Linked DNA regions of Homo sapiens: region 2 is linked to region 1. A link is an interaction called in ENCODE POLR2A ChIA-PET data of the cell type or tissue named here. Cell type or tissue: endothelial cell of umbilical vein. All regions are shown on one strand. Links, peaks and the distances in the headings refer to the core of each region. The heading gives the core; the rest is flanking DNA.

Evidence for each region. Peaks named below come from ENCODE experiments on the same cell type or tissue, not always from the same donor. Only the 100,000 strongest peaks of a DNase experiment are listed, where the experiment ranks them.
Region 2: POLR2A ChIA-PET joins it to region 1 with 15 read pairs; 2 of 35 experiments call an interaction of 5 or more read pairs at or near these places.

What each region holds. Positions count from the first base shown.
Region 1 is chr9:35,358,745-35,376,151 of GRCh38, reverse strand. It overlaps UNC13B (unc-13 homolog B), which reads right to left. Exons shown (of 40, transcript NM_001371189.2): 12 at 9,159-9,205; 13 at 5,756-5,834; 14 at 951-1,025; 15 at 1-124. Among named protein-coding and RNA genes, the nearest start is that of RUSC2, 120 kb to the left of the region's middle. RefSeq lists an enhancer at 2,329-2,881. In endothelial cell of umbilical vein, for the core only: no CTCF peak of the experiment used is centred there; a DNase peak (open chromatin) is centred at 8,481; H3K27ac peaks cover 467 bases.
Region 2 is chr9:35,065,927-35,070,378 of GRCh38, reverse strand. It overlaps VCP (valosin containing protein), which reads left to right. Exons shown (of 17, transcript NM_007126.5): 2 at 2,017-2,128; 3 at 2,316-2,488; 4 at 3,562-3,704. Among named protein-coding and RNA genes, the nearest start is that of VCP, 4.5 kb to the left of the region's middle. In endothelial cell of umbilical vein, for the core only: no CTCF peak of the experiment used is centred there; no DNase peak of the experiment used is centred there; H3K4me3 peaks cover 257 bases; H3K27ac peaks cover 218 bases.

The DNA.
Region 1 (17,407 bases), core at 7,265-9,764:
GCAGGCCTTCACACTCATAGCAGTAGGTTGGGGTAGTGGCCGTCCAGACCTCAAAGTTATGAGGAGTGGTGCACGAAATGGGGTAGATTAAGGCCTGCAGGGTTTTCTTATACACGTGGGATTTCTGAAAGACACATACCCCATCCCATGATTTTTGTTTTTTGTTTGTTTTGAGACAGAGTCTTGCTCTGTTGCCCAGGCTGGAGTGCAGTGGTATGATCTCGGCTCATTGCAACCTCCACCTCCCAGGTTCAAGCAATTCTCCTGCCTTGGCCCCCAAGTAGCTGGGATTACATGCACATGCTACCATGCCCAGCTAATTTTTGTATTTTTAGTAGAGACAGGGTTTCACCATGTTGGTCAGGCTTGTCTCGAACTCCTGACCTCAAGTGATCCACCTGCCTTGGCCTCCCAAAGTGCTGGGATTACAGGCATAAGCCAACATGCCTGGTCCCCATGACTTTTGGGTTCTGCAGGGAGATACCAGAACTGAGACCCTGTGGGACAATCAGGACCTTGATTTCGTGTCTCCTCTGGCAATGAAGAAGATGCTCTATCCTGGCCCAGCCCAGAGCCCAGCATAGCAGAATGAGGCCCACAATATAGTGTGCTTCTGGTTGTCCAACACAGGTTGGACCTGATGCTGGATCCGAGCCTTGTTCCAGCATTCACGCTTTCTAAGAAAACAGAAGGTACTAGGTCCATCATAAAACCTTGAGTTCAGTGGTCACACCCTTCAACATGAGACTTGGGCTTACTCTCTGATCTAGACTTGCTTAGAGTCTTTCCCAGTGTGGAAAACTAACACCTGATGCTATCTATCTTTTTCATCAGCAATGTGTGTCCAGCACTCTTGAATTCCCAGAATTCCCAATTATTAATAGCATGGCTACAGAGATGATCACCAGTCCTGAGGCCAGTGGACTTACGAAAGCACTTGGGACACTTACCAGCTCTTCGTCCTTAAGAGAAGTGCGTGTAGCCATTGCAGAAGTGATTCCTGCCTTCCGAGACTGGACCAGTGACTGTCAGGGAAGATCTGCTGTTAGCCCTGACCACTGCCAAGGGCTGGCAAAGTCTGGGGGAGGGAGCTTCAGTGACCAAAGCCACTTGACTATAGCTTACTACAGTACTTTCTATTTTTATTGTCACTCACAGCAACCGCCCTAACAGGTGACAAGTGTCCCAGGTTAAGATGCAAAACCCAAGGCCCTCAGGGGGCTGCTCTAACTATGTTAGAACAGCACTTTCTTCAGGGTATCTATCATCCAAAGAGTTTCTTTTTCTTTCACTCTTCTTAGTGTCCTACCCCACAGAAACTCCTTGTTTATGGGAAGGCAAAGGAAAATGAAAAGCTTAGAACTATAGTAGGAAACAGGTAATTAAGAATAATAGAGACACACAACTCTGTCAGAGTCACATTCAAGAGCCATTATGGAGAAAAATGATTCCATGCTAACCTCTATACCTTGGCACCTCCCCAAGCCCACATAATCCCTGGATGGCTGCAGAGGCCAGCAGGCCTACAAGTAGGGCACTTGGCAAGTGAAAAGGGCATTGAAGCCTCAGTCAAATCAAGCAGGACAGAGAGTTAAGTCTGAGAGCTGGGGCTGCCTTGCTAGCCACACTCTTGCATAGGGGGCCCCATGTATCTGCCAAGCCCAGAGAGTTAAGTCTGAGAGCTGGGGCTGCCTTGCTAGCCACACTCTTGCACAGGGGCCCCATGTATCTGCCAAGCCCAGAGAGTTAAGTCTGAGAGCTGGGGCTGCCTTGCTAGCCACACTCTTGCACAGGGCCCGATGTATATGCCAAGCCCAGAGAGTTAAGTCTGAGAGCTGGGGCTGCCTTGCTAGCCACACTCTTGCACAGGGCCCATGTATCTGCCAAGCACAGAGAGTTAAGTCTGAGAGCTGGGGCTGCCTTGCTAGCCACACTCTTGCACAGGGGCCCCATGTATCTGCCAAGCCCAGAGAGTTAAGTCTGAGAGCTGGGGCTGCCTTGCTAGCCACACTCTTGCACAGGGGCCCCATGTATCTGCCAAGCCCAGAGAGTTAAGTCTGAGAGCTGGGGCTGCCTTGCTAGCCACACTCTTGCACAGGGCCCCATGTATCTGCCAAGCCCAGAGAGTTAAGTCTGAGAGCTGGGGCTGCCTTGCTAGCCACACTCTTGCACAGGGCCCCATGTATCTGCCAAGCCCAGAGAGTTAAGTCTGAGAGCTGGGGCTGCCTTGCTAGCCACACTCTTGCACAGGGGCCCCATGTATCTGCCAAGCCCAGAGAGTTAAGTCTGAGAGCTGGGGCTGCCTTGCTAGCCACACTCTTGCACAGGGGCCCCATGTATCTGCCAAGCCCAGAGAGTTAAGTCTGAGAGCTGGGGCTGCCTTGCTAGCCACACTCTTGCACAGGGGCCCCATGTATCTGCCAAGCCCAGAGAGTTAAGTCTGAGAGCTGGGGCTGCCTTGCTAGCCACACTCTTGCACAGGGCCCCATGTATCTGCCAAGCCCAGAGAGTTAAGTCTGAGAGCTGGGGCTGCCTTGCTAGCCACACTCTTGCACAGGGGCCCCATGTATCTGCCAAGCCCAGAGAGTTAAGTCTGAGAGCTGGGGCTGCCTTGCTAGCCACACTCTTGCACAGGGCCCCATGTATCTGCCAAGCCCAGAGAGTTAAGTCTGAGAGCTGGGGCTGCCTTGCTAGCCACACTCTTGCACAGGGCCCCATGTATCTGCCAAGCACAGAGAGTTAAGTCTGAGAGCTGGGGCTGCCTTGCTAGCCACACTCTTGCACAGGGGCCCATGTATCTGCCAAGCCCAGAGAGTTAAGTCTGAGAGCTGGGGCTGCCTTGCTAGCCACACTCTTGCACAGGGCCCCATGTATCTGCCAAGCACAGAGAGTTAAGTCTGAGAGCTGGGGCTGCCTTGCTAGCCACACTCTTGCACAGGGCCCCATGTATCTGCCAAGCCCAGAGAGTTAAGTCTGAGAGCTGGGGCTGCCTTGCTAGCCACACTCTTGCACAGGGGCCCCATGTATCTGCCAAGCCCAGAGAGTTAAGTCTGAGAGCTGGGGCTGCCTTGCTAGCCACACTCTTGCACAGGGCCCCATGTATCTGCCAAGCACAGAGAGTTAAGTCTGAGAGCTGGGGCTGCCTTGCTAGCCACACTCTTGCACAGGGCCCATGTATCTGCCAAGCCCAGAGAGTTAAGTCTGAGAGCTGGGGCTGCCTTGCTAGCCACACTCTTGCACAGGGGCCCCATGTATCTGCCAAGCCCAGAGAGTTAAGTCTGAGAGCTGGGGCTGCCTTGCTAGCCACACTCTTGCACAGGGCCCCATGTATCTGCCAAGCACAGAGAGTTAAGTCTGAGAGCTGGGGCTGCCTTGCTAGCCACACTCTTGCACAGGGGCCCATGTATCTGCCAAGCCCAGAGAGTTAAGTCTGAGAGCTGGGGCTGCCTTGCTAGCCACACTCTTGCACAGGGGCCCCATGTATCTGCCAAGCCCAGAGAGTTAAGTCTGAGAGCTGGGGCTGCCTTGCTAGCCACACTCTTGCACAGGGGCCCCATGTATCTGCCAAGCCCAGAGAGTTAAGTCTGAGAGCTGGGGCTGCCTTGCTAGCCACACTCTTGCACAGGGGCCCCATGTATCTGCCAAGCCCAGAGAGTTAAGTCTGAGAGCTGGGGCTGCCTTGCTAGCCACACTCTTGCACAGGGCCCATGTATCTGCCAAGCCCAAGCTTTAGGGGCAGCCCCTGGAGAGGCACATGGTTTCCTAAAGGCAGAGGACGCTGAGAAGGCAGAAGTCATAATATCAGCCTAAGCAGGAGGAACAGCTGGGAAGGGCCCAAGTGATTTGGGATGAGGATTTTGTTTGTTTGTTTGTTTGTTTGGAGACAGAGTCTTGCACTGTCGCCCAGGCAGGAGTGCAGTGGTGCGATCTCAGCTCATTGCAACTTCCGCCTCCCGGGTTCAAGCGATTCTCCTGCCTCAGCCTCCCAAGTAGCTGAGATTACAGGTACTCGCCACCACGGCTGGCTAATTTTTTTGTATTTTTAGTAGAAACAGTGTTTCACTATGTTGGTCAGGCTAGTCTCGAACTCCTGACCTTGTGATCCGCCCGCCTCAGCCTCCCAAAGTGCTGGGATTACAGGCATGAGCCACTGCAACCAGCCAGGGATGCAGACTTTTAAAGAGGATGAGAAAGGGCTCTGGAGACACTCACCATAGCCTGCGTAGAGGACAGCAGAGAAAAGAACAACATGATGTTAAAGGCTCGAAAGGGCATGAAAACTTTCAGAGGCAACTGAGAGGTTCTTCCCTATAGTCCAAAGCAGGGAGCATTTCCCAATCCACTCTGCTTCTGTCCACTAAAAACTGTCTTCAACCCAGACCACTGGCCAGGACCCAAAGCCTAGAGCACCTACTCTAAGGAGTATTATGCCATAAAGCCAAAGATAGGGCAAAAGACAGAGAGGGATAGCAAGAAATAAACTAGATACTTGCTCATGGGCAAACAGTGAGAAAGGATGAGGAAAAAAAGTAGGAAGAAGAGGAAGAAAAAAAAGAGGAGATGAGAGACATTAAGGAAAGGAAAATGGTATTGAAGAAGACATGGCATCAGAATTTATCTTCAACCAGCTAGATGAAGAGCTAGTGGAAGAAGAGGTACATTAGAAAGGAGGAGTCGGGCATGGTGGCTCACGCCTGTAATCCCAGCACTTTGGGAAGCTGAGGCAGGAGGATCACTTGAGCCCGGGAGTTTGAGACCAGCCTGGGTAACAGGGACTCCGTCTCTATAAAAAAAAAAAAAAAGAAAGAAAGAAAGAGAGAGAAAGGAGAAGATGAACAAATGGTAAGAAATAATGGAAGGGAAGAAAAATGATGAAGAGAAAATGGCAGATGATACTTTCATTCGGTCAACTAAGGAGGGAGAAACTAGTGGAGCAGGAAATGGGGAAGAGGGAAGAGGGGTGGTTAGGAAAAACAATAGATAGAATAGAGAGAAAAAAGAAAACAGAAACAGAAAATGGTAATAAGGGAAAAGGGTTCACATTTAACTGAATCCTTACACCCGATTTCTAGCTTTAGAGCTCTGAGAGAACCTGGACCTCACTTCACCCCCAACTACCCACAAGGCTACAGAAAATTCCTTGGGTTGTTTGTGCCTCAGAAGGTATGACCCAGAATGGGGCTTCTGGTCATCCTGGGAGGATGGGATGGAGGCCCTGGGATCAGCTTTAACTCTTAAGCCTGTTTCAATTCAATTCCACAAATTTTTATCATTGCCTCTCAGTGCCTGACACTAGGTTACAGAGATAGTCTCAAAAGCCTATGTCTTGAGAAGAGACTTTTGCTTGACTTCCAAGAAGGCATCAAGCTCCAGTCATGCTCATCCCATACCAAGCTCAATGATCAAGAGGTCAAGGGCTGGAGGCAATTTCCATTACAGGTCATCAAAGAAGGCTGTAGAGATACCTATAAGAGCTAGATGCCTATAGGAAGACACAAAATCCTAACTTTGAGAGCCCAAGTCACAAATATTCCAGGTAGGAGCTTGAGCTAATAAATTCAGGACTCTGACTAGGGAGTGAGGTAGAACACAGTCCCTGTGAAGCCACTGCTAAGTCTCCGAAGGCTTTAAATGATTGATCATCAGATCAATTTGAGTCATTAAATGGACGACTTCCAATCCTGACAGCTTGCCAAGGCCCAATGGGGGATACCCCAAGGCTACTGCCTATGCCTGCACAAGAGTCTTCACTCACCAGATCACTGACAAGTGGCAGTGGCTTCTTTCTGCGTAAATCTGGCATGCTGTCAATGCCATAGAGCCCTCCGGCTGGCCTGAGGAGAGAAGAAAATATGTCAGGACCGTCAGTCTTGCTTTGAGTTAGCTGGTGGGTTCAGTGTTCCATTCACCTTGCTCTCCCTCTCCCCAGAGGAAGATGAACTGACCTCTACCATGTGCTTTTAGGACGGGAAGGAAAGACAGAAAGTCAGGGAAATAAAGTCATGGAAGAGTGAGCAATAGAATCTGTTCTCACAGGACCCCTCAGTGTCTCTTACAGTTTCAGCTGAGAACTGAGGCTCTTTTATCCCAGTGATAGTTCAAGGCATTTCTATTTATTTGAAGGCACTTTTATGCTCCATAAGGCAAGGTAGGAATTGGCACTCAAGAGGGCTTCTCCCCACATTCAGGGCAAAGACACTGCTCCCCAAAGATAAGTCTTGCCAAGGCTGTGCTAGAACAGAACCCACAGGGTGGCTCTACGGCAAGAGTCTAGGTGAGTAAGACTATACCAGACAATGGCACATAGAAGGAGACCGTCTCCATCCAAGAGTAAAAGAGTCACCAGTTCTGTCTACCTAGGCCTCCTGAAGAAAAGCCTTCTCCATGGAGAAAGGAGCCCTCATAATCAAGTGTAATAGGGGAGGTGGTATGAGAGACTTCCAAAAGACCACCTAAGGGAAGAAAAAACAAAACAAAACACCATTTAGGAAGGAAACAGCAAAGGGACTGTATGAGTGTGGCCTAGCCCTATGGACACATCAACAGAGCCTGGAGAAAAATTACAGCTACAGCAGCTGGACATTTCTAAAACTTTTACACCTTTTCTATACTGATTAATTTTATTGTTCTTTTATAACAATATGCAATAAAAACAGAAAATGTACCCAAAAGAAACTACACTGAAATAACCTGGATTTTAACTCCAGTTCTTCTATTAATGTACTATGTCTTCTCCCAAAATTCCTTCTTCACTTTGGGCCTTGGTGACGCTTCTATAAAATGAGATGGATAAGCAACAAAAAACTCTCTGGCCTTAATGCAAAGAACTCATGTACTTGGTTTTAATGAGAGCAAAGACGTTGGGAAAGTTGGGTAGCTGGGCTGTATACCACGGCTGGTCTAAAGACAGAAATATCCCAACAGAAAAAGTAGGTACTTGTAGCTATCTAGGCAAAGAATGGAACCACAAATTGGGTCAAGTCCAGGAGTTGAAACAGGCCACTCAATATGCTGATTTCTAATAAAACAGCTCCCTGAACATAGGCAGTAGGCTTTGTTTTTAATGAGACTACCAGACTGAGGGAAGTTCTATACTTAGGACAGCTTCTAAGGACGAAGGTGAAAGAAAAGGAAGAAAGACAATAGGGAATCATTTAGAAAACTACTACATAGCTACATTCAGAAGTAGTCTGGATATGTCCCATTGACATGTGTGTATTTTACAATTATTAGAAGAAAAAAACTAAAGATCACTGAAGAAGCAACTGATGCCACAACTTTGTAGCTAATTCTAGAAACTACAATATGTATCTCTTAAGGCAAGAAGTTTTTTTTTTAAACATAAATGATCTTTCAATAAAAGAAGAAGGGGGTAGCTCATTCAATGATTCACCCTTGATTAAAAGAAGACAAACTAAAAAAAAAAAAAACAGATACTGACAAAGCTGCAGGGAAAAGAGAACACTTATACACTGTTGGCAGGAGTGTAAATTAGTTCAACCGTTGTGGAAAGCAGTGTGGTGATTCCTCAAAGAACTAAAAACAGAACAACCATTCGACTCAACAATCCCATTATTGGGTATATACCCAAAGGAATATACAGTGTTCTACCATAAAGACAGATGGATGAGTATGTTCGCTGCAGCATTATTCACAATAGCAAAGACATGGAATCAAGCTAAATGCCCATCAGTGGCACACTGGATAAAGAAAATGTGATACATATACACCGCAGAATACTATGTGGCCATAAAAAAGAACGAGATCATGTCCTTTGCAGGAACATGGCTGGAGCTGGAGGCCACTATTCTTAGCAAACTAATGCAGGAACAGAAAACCAAACACTGCATGTTCTCTCTTATAAGTGGGAGCTAAATGATGAGAACACATGGACACAAAGAGGGTAACAACAGACACGGGCCTACTTGAGGGTGAAGGGTAGGAGGAGGGAGAGGAGCAGAAAAAATAACTATTGTTATAGTACTTGGGTGATGAAATAATCTGTACAACAAATCCCTGTGACACGAGTTTAACTATATAACAAACCTGCACATGTACCCCTGAACCTAAAACAAAAGTTAAAAAAAATTTTTTTTTAAAGATGACAAATTGCAAGGGAAAGGAGCATGTAAAAATATAGTAGATCATCTACCTGATCTTTCTTCTTCCCTGGCCACAAGAGGAAGCAACTACTGAGACTTCTGATGTCAGAAGCCTTTGTAGGAAAAAGGGAAAAGGAAGGTCTAGATAACTAATTGGTGGTATTTGTGGGAAGGAGTGGGGAATGAGAAGGTACTTGAACTCTCTTCTCTCTTTAAGAACAGTCAGTTACAGGCTACACTGAGCAGCTTAAAATGACTCTGGTACAATCACACAGGTCTGAAACTCCCAAACAAGAAGCACGGACAGAACATACAGAGCTCAGAAAGGGGTGTTACTTATATCCTGACTACAGTGGAATGGAATAAGTAGATGACTCACAACAGCTGGAGCAGGATCAAGCCTAGGAGTAACTTAATCAGCCACACCATCAACAATGGAATGGATAGAATGAATAAGATCTAGTATTGATAGCACAGCAGGGTGACTACAGTCAACAACAATTTATTGCACATTTTAAAATAACGAAAAGAGTGTAAGTGGATTGTAACAAAAAGAAAGGATAACTGCTTGAAGTGATGGATACCCCATTTACCCTGATGTGAGTATTACACACTGTATGCCTGTATCAAAATATCTAATGTAACCCATAAATAGACACACCTAGTATGTACCTACAAAAATTAAAAACAAATGAAATGGAAAGAAAATGTTTCCAAATGCAGATATTTTTCTAATTTCCTCTTTGTTCTACTTAAAGAGTATTTCACCACTATGAAAAGATGGACCAGAAATTATAGAGGCAAGGATGAGAAGGCCCCAAAGCTCCCTCCCCTGCACCAGGGTAACCATTCTGCAAAGTTCCCTCTTCTGCCTCCAAGGAATCCATCAGCAGAGTTCTCTCCTCTGCCTCAGAGAACCAACCAACCTATAGTGGAACCTTTTCCTTCCCCAGGATGCAGCTTATGAAGCTGGTTCCCCTGCTTCCCAGGGGAAAAGCTAAAAGCATCAAGAGATACTGAATAAAATCCACAGAAACCTTGCAGTGAATTACTTACCCTTCCGGGAGCCACTGAGGCAGAGAGGGGTCACCATCATCTGGAATCTTTAAAAAGAGATAGGAAACAAGTTAGATCCTGGGAAAGATGGGAGATTGCCTGTAATCTGAGCAGCGAGCAGTAGAGTACAAGCCCAGAGCAGTGTAAGTCACATTCACCATGTGGTGACAGCCTGTCTGACATCTAAACCAATGTCCTGATCAGTCAGGGCAACAAGCAGGCTGCTGAAATGAGTGGTACCTGTCTCCTTGGTGAATAGGAGATAGGGCAAAGCTCACTGAGTTTGCAGGGCTGAAGTCTACTGGAATGGCAGAACTCATATCACTCTTATATGAGCCATTAGTGTAGACAGCAGTAAACCAAGCACAGGAGAAGGGCCTACTTAGGCTTCCAGGCCTCACTAAAGCAAAAGGACACCTTCATATAGAGTCCAGTCTTCTTCCAGCTATATTCCTAAACTCCCTTAATGTCCCAGAGTCAGACCTGGTCTCTCTGGATTCCTATCTCATTTTGTGGTTGGATTTAGTTTGGGTGCCTTGAACCTCTGACTCACTGACACTAAGTATATTCTCTCTATTTAATAAATTCTACATAACAAGAGAACCCAGGGTAGATTAGACACTTGGATTATCATTCTAGTGAATTCTATAGGCCCTAGAATGAGAAGTCGAAACTTGAGACACCAAATAATTCAAGGAAGGGAACAGTTCAAAAATCACCTTTTAAAGGTTTCTGTACCAAAAGAAAACAAAATAAACAAAAGCAAATCCTTCAAGCAGCATGCAGAAAGGTCCAAAGCTGCCAGAGTGCTCCAGAGGTCCAATAGCACATGCTTTTTTCAGGCTAACAGGTCTGGGGCTTCCTGCCCCTCCTTGTTTTCTTCCACTCCCAACAACTTCCCTGCCTCCTAACTATCCTGGAGCAAATGAGCTCCAGAAGGGAGGCAGAATTAAGGTGCTTAGCTTTGAACAGTGAGTGATGTTTTGGAGAGCTAAAGTGGGGAGAAGTTATGGATAACAATGAGGCAATACAGAGGAGAATAGGGACAGATAGGACAGAGCTAATGGTGATGGAAAAGTGAGGGAGAATTACCTGGGTCAGCAATAGGCTCACATGAATTTTGGATTTAAGACTCCTCTTAGGTTGTCTATGTTTTAATCAAGCCTATCTCCCTACGGACCAGAGCCCCCATTCCACCCCATCTGCCTCCTATCCTTTCTATAGGTAGGATGATATTGGTAATGGGAGGGCCAGGTCCAAAAGGCAGCCAGAAGTGGCTGAAGCAAAAGACAATGGGGATAGTATAGAAGAAACAACAGTAGGTGGGAAGAAACAACAGTAGGTGGGAAATAACAGAAAAGCTGCAAGTCTTCTAAGGTTGCTTATGGAAGGGGTAAGGGTTGAGTGTTGGGGAGCCAATCCCTAAATCCCCAGATCTTACCAACCAGAACTTATTTTCCCTCTGGAAATAGCCACCGTACTCAGCAGGTTCTTATTTCCTATCCAGAGTGAGATATTTGCCAGAAACCACTGGGCTTAAGGAAACAAAGTCACAAAAAGTCTGAGAACCTGGCTCAGATCATGCACATTTCCTGTGCTCAGAAGGGATAACAACATGTCTGCAAAAGCCTGCACACATAGTACACACAACTTGTGTCTGAAGGAAACACATGGTGAGCATGGATCCTAGGCTTATGGCTTCAGAACATAAGCTTCAGAGTATTCAGTGATCTGCAGAAACTCATCTGAGGAGGATTCACAGTGTTTACTATGGCCCAAATCACAGGCAAAGCAAACCCTCATGGTCTTCAAGAGCCAGTGCTTGCAAGCACAGGGCATTAGTATACTATGCATTCACATGGTTTGGGGAAACCACGTAACAGGGCTACAGAAGCCTGTGCTCAACAGAGAGGTCAGGAAGCCTGTTCAGAGCACAAGTACCTTCACACTTAGGGCCTCAGGCAAGAGGCAGGAAATGCCTGCAGCAAAGCCTGCTCTCAAATACAAAGTACACATGCGTGCTGGGCTCAGCCAAGGTTTTACAGCATATGCCAGAGTTTGCAGCAACAGGTAGAAAATGGACACACACTGAGCTGAGTAGGAGAAAAGGAGGGTAATCAGTGTCTGGGGGAGTCAAACTGAGTATAAGCACACACATGCTACATTGAATGCACACCCATGCTGGTGCACACACATTCTCGCAGTGTGCTCCAGGGATATCTGCAGGAGCACACACAAGCAAGGAGCATGCACACAAACTGCTTTTCAGAAAAATAGACTGCATGAGCCAAAGCTCAGAGGCACAGATCATGCACGCACATGTGCATGTACACACACACACACACATACACACACACATACAGTGCTTGGGAAGGAGGGGAGGGAAATAGACAAAAAAGGACGACCCAAAGGGTCATAGGCACAACCTGAAGGGCTCCTCGCTTTTCTTCTGCAAGGAGAGAAAGAGCAGAAAAAAGGGCAGAAAGGTTAGTAGAGTCAGTCCTATAAGTAGGGAACCCAAAGAAAATGCCAGCTAAACTCCAAGGGACATGGAAGAGAGGGAGAGGTCCTCGGGACAACTAGGCAGTTCATAGAGCCCAGCTGACTGGCTTCCAGAATCCTTCCTGCCTGTATTTGCTGGCCCAGGATTTTTAGTTTGGAACATCCCTGGAGATGTTCCAAACTAAATCAAGGGACAAAATCTACCCAGGGGTTCCAGTCATCCTTTTCCCATTTCCAAAGTGGCCTGCATCAAGGGTCAGGGCTGCCAAGGTTGCAAGACCAGATTTGTTACCAATGACCACTCCAACAGACTATCTAAGCTGGCTGAGCACAGAGTGATTTCCTTCCTCAGAAGCCACGTGAGCTTATTCTAGATCTGGTATAAGTCCTCAAACTCCAAAGGCCCTGGTGACTGAGCCTTTTCCATTTTGCAATGCAGGCTTGGCCATGCATTCACTCAATGAGCTCTGGCCCGTTTCTCGGACCTGAAATTAAGTTGGACCAGGGTAGGGCCTGGAGTTAAGTCCAGGACCAGGATGCTGAATGGCTACAGGCCTGGGGGCATCGACTGGCTGCTTTCCTAATAGAAATCACAGTGATCTAGATGATAAAACCATGACTGCAATCCCAAATCTGATTATTTATCAAACCCAGGACAATACTCTAAAGGAAACTGACACTTCCAGAAGGGCCCGATCAAGCCATAACAGGATAAAAATAAAGCCCAGAGATTACTCCTTTCCTATTCATCAGAGACTACATTGCCTTCTAGGCCATACATGGATAGGCCCACAGGCTTCCTTCTGTAAGGAAAGTCCACCCACCTTGGTCCATTAGTGCCCCTCCATTTTCTTTTCTCTTTTAAAGGCCCATTGATGTCACATCACAAGTAGAGGGGAGAATTCAAGAATCGAATTCACAGGTTCCCAATTTTTCAAGCTATTTCTGCTTACTTAATGGGTCACCTGTCCTGGACTAGGTGACAAGGAATCCTCCAAAACAGTGCAGCTCCAGGAAGGTGGGAAAGATGAGAAAGACACTCCCTGGAATGGGGACATATCTCTTCCATATCTACATCTCAACCCCCCCAGGATAATGTGTTCCTTTTGAGTAAGAAAATTAGGCAAACAATCCTTTAACTGACCCCATGACTCAAACTGGAAATGTACCTCTCCCCCTTCACTATCTTAAATATATTCTACAACCATGTCAAAGTTGATTGTGTCCTTCTGTTCTCCACAGGTTTCCCCATAATGCCTAAAGATTAAAATCAAATCAATCCATTGACAGAGCCGTCACGGCTCTCCATGATCTGGCCCAAATCCCCAAATTCCTCTCCTCTGCCCTCTTTCTTGACCCCATATACATTCCTACAATCTAATTGTCTTGTTTCACAAAGACGTCACATACTCAAAACCCCAAATTTTTATTTACTCATTCTGTTCCATTAGCCTGAAATAGCATCTCACACCTCCTTTCCATAGAGGAAAATCCAACTCTTCCTCCAAGGCATAGTTCTGGGAAGCCTTCTCTGATGCCCACCCAAGCAAGAGTTAATAAGGCCATCCTAGTGCACCTAAGTTACATTCATCCTTCTCATTGGTATTTAACACATAATGCCTTGACAAGTCCCACCATTGTACAGATGAGAACCAGAGCAAATAGATGCAGATTTTTTTTTTTTTTTTTTTTGAGACGGAGTCTCGCTCTATTGCCCAGGCTAGAGTGCAGTGGTGCGATCTCGGCTCACTGCAAGCTCCACCTCCTGGGTTCACACCATTCTCCTGCCTCAGCCTCCCAAGTAGCTGGGACTACAGGCGCCCACCACCATGCCCAGCTAATTTTTTGTATTTACAGGGTTTCACTGTGTTAGCCAGGATGGTCTTGATCTCCTGACCTTGTGATCCGCCCACCTCGGCCTCCCAAAGTGCTGGGATTACAGGCGTGAGCCACCACGCCCCGCCCTAGATGCAGATTTTTAACTTCAACTGGGCCCTCTGTGTCACTTGATAAGTCTCTTCTTCCATTAGTCAGCTCCCTCTTCCACTTCTCAAAGGAGTTATACCTAACCTTCAGATACCTACTTTATCACAACACATTAACCACTGCTTAGTGTGTATCACCTAGATATCGCATGCTTAGTTCAAATTCAACATATCCAAACACTAAACTTCTATCTTCCATCTCTAAACGTCTCCTCCTGTCCCCAGCCAGACAATGGATCTCTCCCTCTCTGCACTCTGTCCCTATCCAATCACTCAGCCCTGTACTTTTTACCTCCTAAATATCTCTGGCATCCACTGCTGCCTTTCCATTTCACACTGCCACTATCATCTCTTAACTGGACTATAACAGGAGACTCCAAGCTGATCTCTCTGCCACTAGACTTGCTCCTCTCCAATCCATACTCCACATTTCCCATTTCGAAATTCTGATCGCATTTTTTTCTTTGCTTAATTGCATCAATTCTCCCCGTTGCTTACTGTAGCACATAAAGTGCTTCAAGATTTGTACTTCCCCTACCGTTCTAGCTTACTTTCCTTCCGCTCCTCACGTGTCCTGTATTCAAGTCTTACTGAACATTCTCCATCACATCTGAGACTTTTCACACCTCCCTCCCACACCCAGCCTACTGGGTGGACTCAGGCATATTCCCTAAGACTTAGTTCAAATACTAATGACTCTGTGAAATTTCTGTCTGCTTTCCTTCCCAAGGTAGGATTAAGTGCCTCTCCACTAGCTGCCCTGGTCTCCACCATTCTATGTCCACACTTCTAAGACAGTATGTTGTTAATACTGTTTTGTAGTATCATATATTGTAGTTGTCTGTATAAACATCTTCCTTTATAATATTTCTCACTTTATACTACTTCTTCAGAAAAAAGGATTATATATTATTTCACCTTTGTAGCCTGAGGGCTTAGCACATCGCCTATCATTTCTATGTAGTAAAAGAAAACTATAACTTTCAGGACTTAGAAAACAACAGCTATTCTAAGAAGTGTCTCTTGCCCAACCAGAGAAGGTATAAGTCTCTTAACCAGTAGTCTGTACCATTTTCCAGACCCTGAGGAACTGCTATACTGGCTATTCAGTTTGTCCTACCCGTTGGACAAACATTAAAAAACAACTTTTTTTCTTAAGAATCAAACTTTCTGTGCTTCCCAACTCCCTAAAATGCCTTAGGATTTTTCCACTTAGATTTAGTTTGCAGGTTAAGTTATAAATGTCTACAAAACAACTGCTTTGCAGGAAAATCCCTGACCCCCTAAGAATGATCTCTCTCACTGTTCCAGACAGTCCATTTTATAAGGAAGTGACATACCTCCTCATCAGCACTCCCCTCAGTATACCCAATAATACAATCTTAACTCCATTATTGAGAGTCAAAAGACTTGAGACGTTCAACTTATTTGAGCCTACATTTCCTTAACTATAAAAAGATAGGTATATGAACAACTACCTCCCAGGGTTATTGCAAGGATTCATTTCTTAAGAACCTATTATACTAAGGGCTGGTCATGGTGGCTCATGCCTATAATCCCAACACTTTGGGAGACTAAGGCAGGAGGAAGGATAGCTTGAGGTCAGGAGCTCAAGACCAGCCTGGGTAACAAAGTGAGACCCCCATCTCTACAAAACATGAAAAAAATAGCTGGGTGTGGTGGCATATGCCTGTAGTGGTGGCATGTGCCTGCACGTGCAGTGCAGCTACTTGAGACTGGGGTGGGAGGATCCATTGAGACCAGGAGATCAAGGCTGCAGTGAGCTCTGATCACTCCACTGCACTCCAGCCTGGGTGACAGACTGAGACTCTGTCTTTCAAAAAAAATTTTTAACTAAAAAAATTTTAAAAGAACCTAATGTGCACACTAGGCACTGTTCTCAATCAGTGCTGGTGATGTGGCAGTGAATGACACAAACTCCCTGATCCTGAAAAGCTTTTATTTTAGTAAGAGGAGCAGATAATAAACAATGATGAAGATGATGACAGTAGCTGATACTAATCAAACACTTATTTTGTATCTGGCATTTTATTTGGGTAAGCTCATTTATTTCTCACAACTCCACACTGGGTAAATACCATTATTACCTCCACTTCTTTGATAATTAAATTGAAGATCAGAGAGGTTAAGCAAGATGCCAGCAAGTGGCAAAGCCAAAATTCCTAACAGACATTCTTGTTCCAGGGTCTGCTTTCCATAAGAAATAACAATATACTATGTCACATGTGATAGGAACTTGGCTGAAAAATTCAGATAAGGGAAAAAGATAATGCCCCCTGATGATGGAGGTAGAGTTGTTATTAAAAATCCAAAAAATGGTTGTTAGGGCGGCCTCACTGATAGGTGATATCAAAGCAGACTTGAAAGAAATGAGTAAAGAAGCCATTTGGAGTTCTGGGAAAAAGTATTTTCGGAAGAACATATAGCAAATGCAAAGCCTGAGGTGAGAGCATAATTGGTGTGGAGAAACAGCAAATTTGCAATAAAGTACCAGTTCAAATAGGGCTCTACAGGCCTTTATAAGAATGCTGGTGTCCATTCTGAGTGAGACAGGAAATCATTGAGCAGAGAGGTGATATAACCTGACTCATGCTCTATGGGGATTACTCTGATTGTTGTGAGGAGAACAGACTGTAGAGGGACAAGGTTCTAGAAGCAGGGAGAGCAGTGAGACCACTGCAGTAATCTAGATGAGAGAAAATGGTGGCTTAAACAAGGATGACAGTGGTGGAGGTAGAGATAATGGCAAGATTCAAGATATTTTTTAAAAGTGGAGGAAGTGGAATTTACTAACGGACTGAATACAGGTTGTGAGAGAGAAGGGAGAGTCAAGAATGACTCTATGGATTGGGCCTGAATAGCTGCAAGAATAAAGATGCCACTCATGGGTAAGAAAGACAATAGGAAAGGCAGGTTTGGCAGGGGCTTCAGAAGAAGGATCAGGAGTTTGGCTTTGGATATGTCAAATGAGATGCCTATTTACATCCATAAGGAGGTGTTACGTGGATTTGGAGTCTGGTGTTCATGGAAGATGTTTGGGTTGGAGATATAAACCTGGGAATGCTTATGAAACTCGGGATTGAAAGATTATCATCTAGGAAGTGAGCATAGGAAGTCAAGATTGAATCCCAGGATGCTACAAGGTTGGGGAGAGGAAGAGCAAAGATAACTAAGAAGGAATGGCCAGTAATGTTGGGGGAGAGGAGGAAACCAAGACAGAGAGGTGTTCTGGAAGCCAAATGAAGAAAGTGTTTCAAAAAGAAGGAATTGAGCACAAGAACAGACTGAATATCAATAGAATAGAATTGAGTCCAGACATAAACTCTTACATTTATGGTCATTGATTTTTGACAAGAGTGGTAAGACTATTCAATGAAAAAAGAATAATCTTTTCAACAAATCATTCTGGGACAACTAGATACCCATATGCACAAGAATAAAGCTGGACTCCTACCTCATACTATGCACAAAAATTAACTCAAAACTGGCTGGGCGTGGTGGCTCAAGCCTCTAATCCCAGCACTTTGGGAAGCCAAGGTGGGAAGATCACTTCAGGTCAGGAGTTCGAGACCAGCCTGGCCAACATGGTGAAACCTCCTCTCTACTAAAAATACAAAAAATTAACCAGGCTTCGTGGTGGATGCCTGTAATCCCAGCTAGTCTACTCAGAAGGCTGAGGCAGAAGAATTGCTCGAACTCAGGAGGCGGAGGTTGCTGTGAGCCGAAATCACGCCACTGCAC
Region 2 (4,452 bases), core at 13-2,512, 300 kb after region 1:
GCAAGAAGATGGGCAGTCCCTGGAAGAGTATTTTGATGGGACAGGAGTGGGAGAGCTCGTGGGTTTACATTGCTCTCAACTGTCACATTGAGCATGCTTGGCCTCTAGTGTGTTGATAAGCATTGGAAGAGTCTGCCTACTCAGCAGCATTGTGCCTGGAGTGGCAGACTTTTGGAATGGGGGAAGCAAATTTGAGCAGAGGAAACTGTCGTTAGAAACTAGTTTAGAGGCAGTGGTTAAAAATGCAGCCTATGTGTGAGGGTTAGCAGAAGGCCTACCATTTTGTTAGATGAATGGGGTTTGTTTTTCTCTTGGGTGTATCAGGACCCAAAGATGTAAGAACCCCATGGCTTCCTAGCTGAGCACAGCATTTTTCTTTGTCTCTTGCAAATTGTGAGGATATTTCCAATGGGAATACTATTTTGTCTTGTTTTGTTGACTTCAGTATCCCCAGCCCTTAGAACAATGCCTGGTACATAATAGAGACTCATGAATTTGTTGAATGAAGAAATTCGTTTTAAAAATTTATTTTCTTTGCTTCCTTCATTGTCTGGCCTTCCTACTTTGGTTAATGCTTATGTTTTCCTGAGCCTTACTAACACGAGGCCGCTCTTAAAAAAGAGAGAGCGCTGGGTGCTGTGGCTCACGCCTGTAATCCCAGTACTTTGGGAGGCCGAGGTGGGCAGATCACCTGAGGTCAGGAGTTCGAGACCAGCCTGACCACCATGGTGAAACCCCATCTCTAGTAAAAATGCAAAATTAGCCAGGTGTGGTGGCGCATGCCTGTAATCCCAGCTACTCGGGAGGCTGAGGCAGGAGAATCACTTGAACCCGGGAGGTGGAGGTTGCAGTTAGCTGAGATCGCAGCATTGCATTCCAGCCTGGACAACAAAAGCGAAACTCCATCTCAAAAAAAAAAAAAAAAAAAAAAAAAGGGAGAGGGAGCTTGCTGAGTCTAGTAAGTGACAGCTGGAAACGGGCTAGGTAATAAGTTGGTGTCACTGTCTGGTGAATGATCCTAGCTTCTAGGAAATAACACTGAGTGTAGACCCAGTCGACTTTGATTTGGGTGAGAGGGATTTGGATTTGCCCCATGTCTCAGCATTTCTTGGTTTTGATTTTTTGAGCCAACTTTATGGAATTGTGTACTTTTGCAGATATTACTGTGAAGTTCCTTTTGACCTTGAGCCTCTTTCTGGCGGTTTGATGTCTGTTAGTGTTTTTTCCAAATATGATGGTCTTTATGCTTGGCATTCCTTTGGTACTATGGAATGCCCTGGCATCAGTAGGTTTAGCCTATAAGGAGGGTAGCACCAATGATTCTGCTTCGTTGTCCCCAGGCTTGCTTGGTAGAACTTAAGGCCTCCCTGAGCCTCAAGGGAGGTTGTCTGGCTTACTTAATTCCCTGGAAAGTTAGCTTATGCTTTACTCTATACTGTTAATCATGGTGACCATTAATACCATGTGCCAGGTATTATGTTAAGCATTTTACATTCATTATCTCCCTTAAGACAATAAGCCTCTGAGATAAGTATTATATTCCTTCTTTTATAGAGGAGGACATCAAAGTTCAGAGGTTAGGTAACTTGCCCAAGATCACAATTAAGCAGTGGCATAATTGGAATTCAGACCCAATGGGTCTGACTATAGAGTTCCTGCTCTTAACCACTCTTCTGTAAGTCTAAGACTATTTTTATTTCTCTAACAACTATTCAGCCTCCATTTCTATTATGTCTTCTTCTTAGGCCATTATTTTCTGACCCTGGGGCAGGATCACTCACTTGGGGCCTTATAGCTGGGACACTGACGCTCAAAATACCAGGAGCTGCTGGAATGGGTATTGTAATATGTATGGTAGATACTGCTCCTCGTGACCTTGGCTGCCTTTCCTTCATCTGAGCTTTCTGGTCTAGGGACAGCTTCATCTATTCACTGTTTCTTTCCTAAGTATGAGTTTTAGAGACTGGCGAGGCGCTTGGGGCAGGAGTATCTACTGACTCCATTTCCTCCTTCTAGTTCAAAAGGTGATGACCTATCAACAGCCATTCTCAAACAGAAGAACCGTCCCAATCGGTTAATTGTTGATGAAGCCATCAATGAGGACAACAGTGTGGTGTCCTTGTCCCAGGTAAGCTGTGGCCACAGACTAGTCTTTCCTTACTGCACTTACTTGAGGGATTTTCCCAGGTTTCTTTTCTCATTTTTCTTGCAGTGACTGCAGATAGAGTGGGGTTTACTGGGAATCCCAATCTCCAGGGCTGCTGCTTACTCCCCGTCAGCCCAATGACCCAAAGGCCTTAACTTTCTTTCCTCAGCCCAAGATGGATGAATTGCAGTTGTTCCGAGGTGACACAGTGTTGCTGAAAGGAAAGAAGAGACGAGAAGCTGTTTGCATCGTCCTTTCTGATGATACTTGTTCTGATGAGAAGATTCGGATGAATAGAGTTGTTCGGAATAACCTTCGTGTACGCCTAGGGGATGTCATCAGGTGTGTGTGGGGTTTTTGGCTTCACAGGGATGGGAGGCCAGAGATAGCCTGCATTACAGGCAGGACCCATGTATTACAGGCAGGACCAAGTTCTTGGCACCTGTCGATGCAGGAAGCCTCCTGGTCATGGGAAGACTTATGCTTCAGGGTTGTCTTTAGGTTTTGGTTCTGCCTCCCTGGGACTTCAAAATCCATTTCTGCAGGTCCCTTGAGACAAATTGGCGTTCCTGTAACTTTCTTGATGGCTTTATTTTTTCCTACTAGAGGTGTAATTTATCATACTTATATCCTGGCTTAGGATACCACTCGAGGGTGTGTATGTATATGCCAAATAATCTCCTCACTACTCTCACTAGTATGTCTAATTGATGGCTTGTGTTGGGGTTGGAATGAGGTGGGGGTATGGGCATGGAAGGTGAGCTGCTAGCAGGTCTTTTAAGCCCCTAAGTTAACCCGGGAGAGAGGAATAGTTGGAGCCAGACCTGGGATAGCTCTCAATGTGAGTGATTTTGCTTGTTCTTGCATAATTTTAGGCAAGAGGTTACCCCATCTTGGAGTCATCTCTAGCCACTCCTACCCAACCAACCATCACCTGGCCAGGATCATCTCAGGCTTTTGATTCTTTTGAATGGAGTCTAAGTTTCATGTAGCTTTCTTCTTGGGAGTGCTTAGTCACTTCCTCAAGGTGTTCTGACCACCTGGCTGAGATAATTTTGTTTTTTTCACTTCTGTTTCACTGACCCTGACAATTGTTAGCTTAAGACCTTCCCTTGTAATATTGGGTCACCAGTATTAGCTAGAAGGGGATCATCCTTGGATATCTCCCTGAAGACCCTGCATGTCTTTGTGGGGTTTCTAAATGTGTGGCTCTTGATTTTGGCTCACTGATTAGGAGTGAGTGGGGCTGTTCCTTCGCCCTCACTTCCACCCTGTTCTCCTTCCTCTCTTCGCCTAAAGCCATCCTGCCTTTTCTTTTTCACTTACTATCAGCTATCTGTGCCAGGCCCTTTTGGACACCCAGTGCTTGGGCCCGAAGTGTGGTTGGTAATATGGAGTCTGCTTGTCATCCTCAGCATCCAGCCATGCCCTGATGTGAAGTACGGCAAACGTATCCATGTGCTGCCCATTGATGACACAGTGGAAGGCATTACTGGTAATCTCTTCGAGGTATACCTTAAGCCGTACTTCCTGGAAGCGTATCGACCCATCCGGAAAGGTGAGAGCTAATTCTGAGCTTAAGGATTATTGACTGTAGGGAATAAACCTTGGAACATCTTTATCTCATTTTCTTTTTCTTTTTTTTTTTTTAAATCTTTTATGCTTTTCCCCTGTATTTATTTATTCATTTTTTAAGAGATGGGGTCAGCTGGGCACCGTGGCTCACACCTATAATCCCAGCAATTTGGGAGGCTGAGGCGGGTGGATCACTTGAGGCCAGGAGTTTGAGACCAGCCTGGCCAACATGGCGAAACCCCATCGTGGGCACCTGTAATCCCAGCTACCTGGGAGGCTGAGGCATGAGAATTGCTTGAACCCAAGAGGTGGAGGTTGCAGTGAGCCAAGATTGGGCCACAGTACTGCAGCCTGGGTGACAGAGCAAGACTCTGTCTCAAAAAAAAAAAAAAAGAGACAGGGTCTCACTATGATGCCCAGGCTGGTCTCAAACTGCTGGGCTCAAGTGATCCATCTGCCATGGCCTCCCAAAGTGCTGGGATTACAGGCATGAGCCATCAAGCCTAGTCTCATTTTCTTTTCTTTTTTTTTTGAGACAGAGTGTCGCGCTGTCCCCCAGGCTGGAGCGCAGTGGTGCAATCTCGGCTCACTGCAACCTCCGCCTCCTGGGTTCAAGCAATTCTCCTGCCTCAGCCTCCCAAGTAGCTGGGATTACAGGCGTCTGCCACCACGCCCGGCTAATTTTTGTGTTTTTAGTAGAGACGGGGTTTCACCATGTTGGTCAGGCTCGT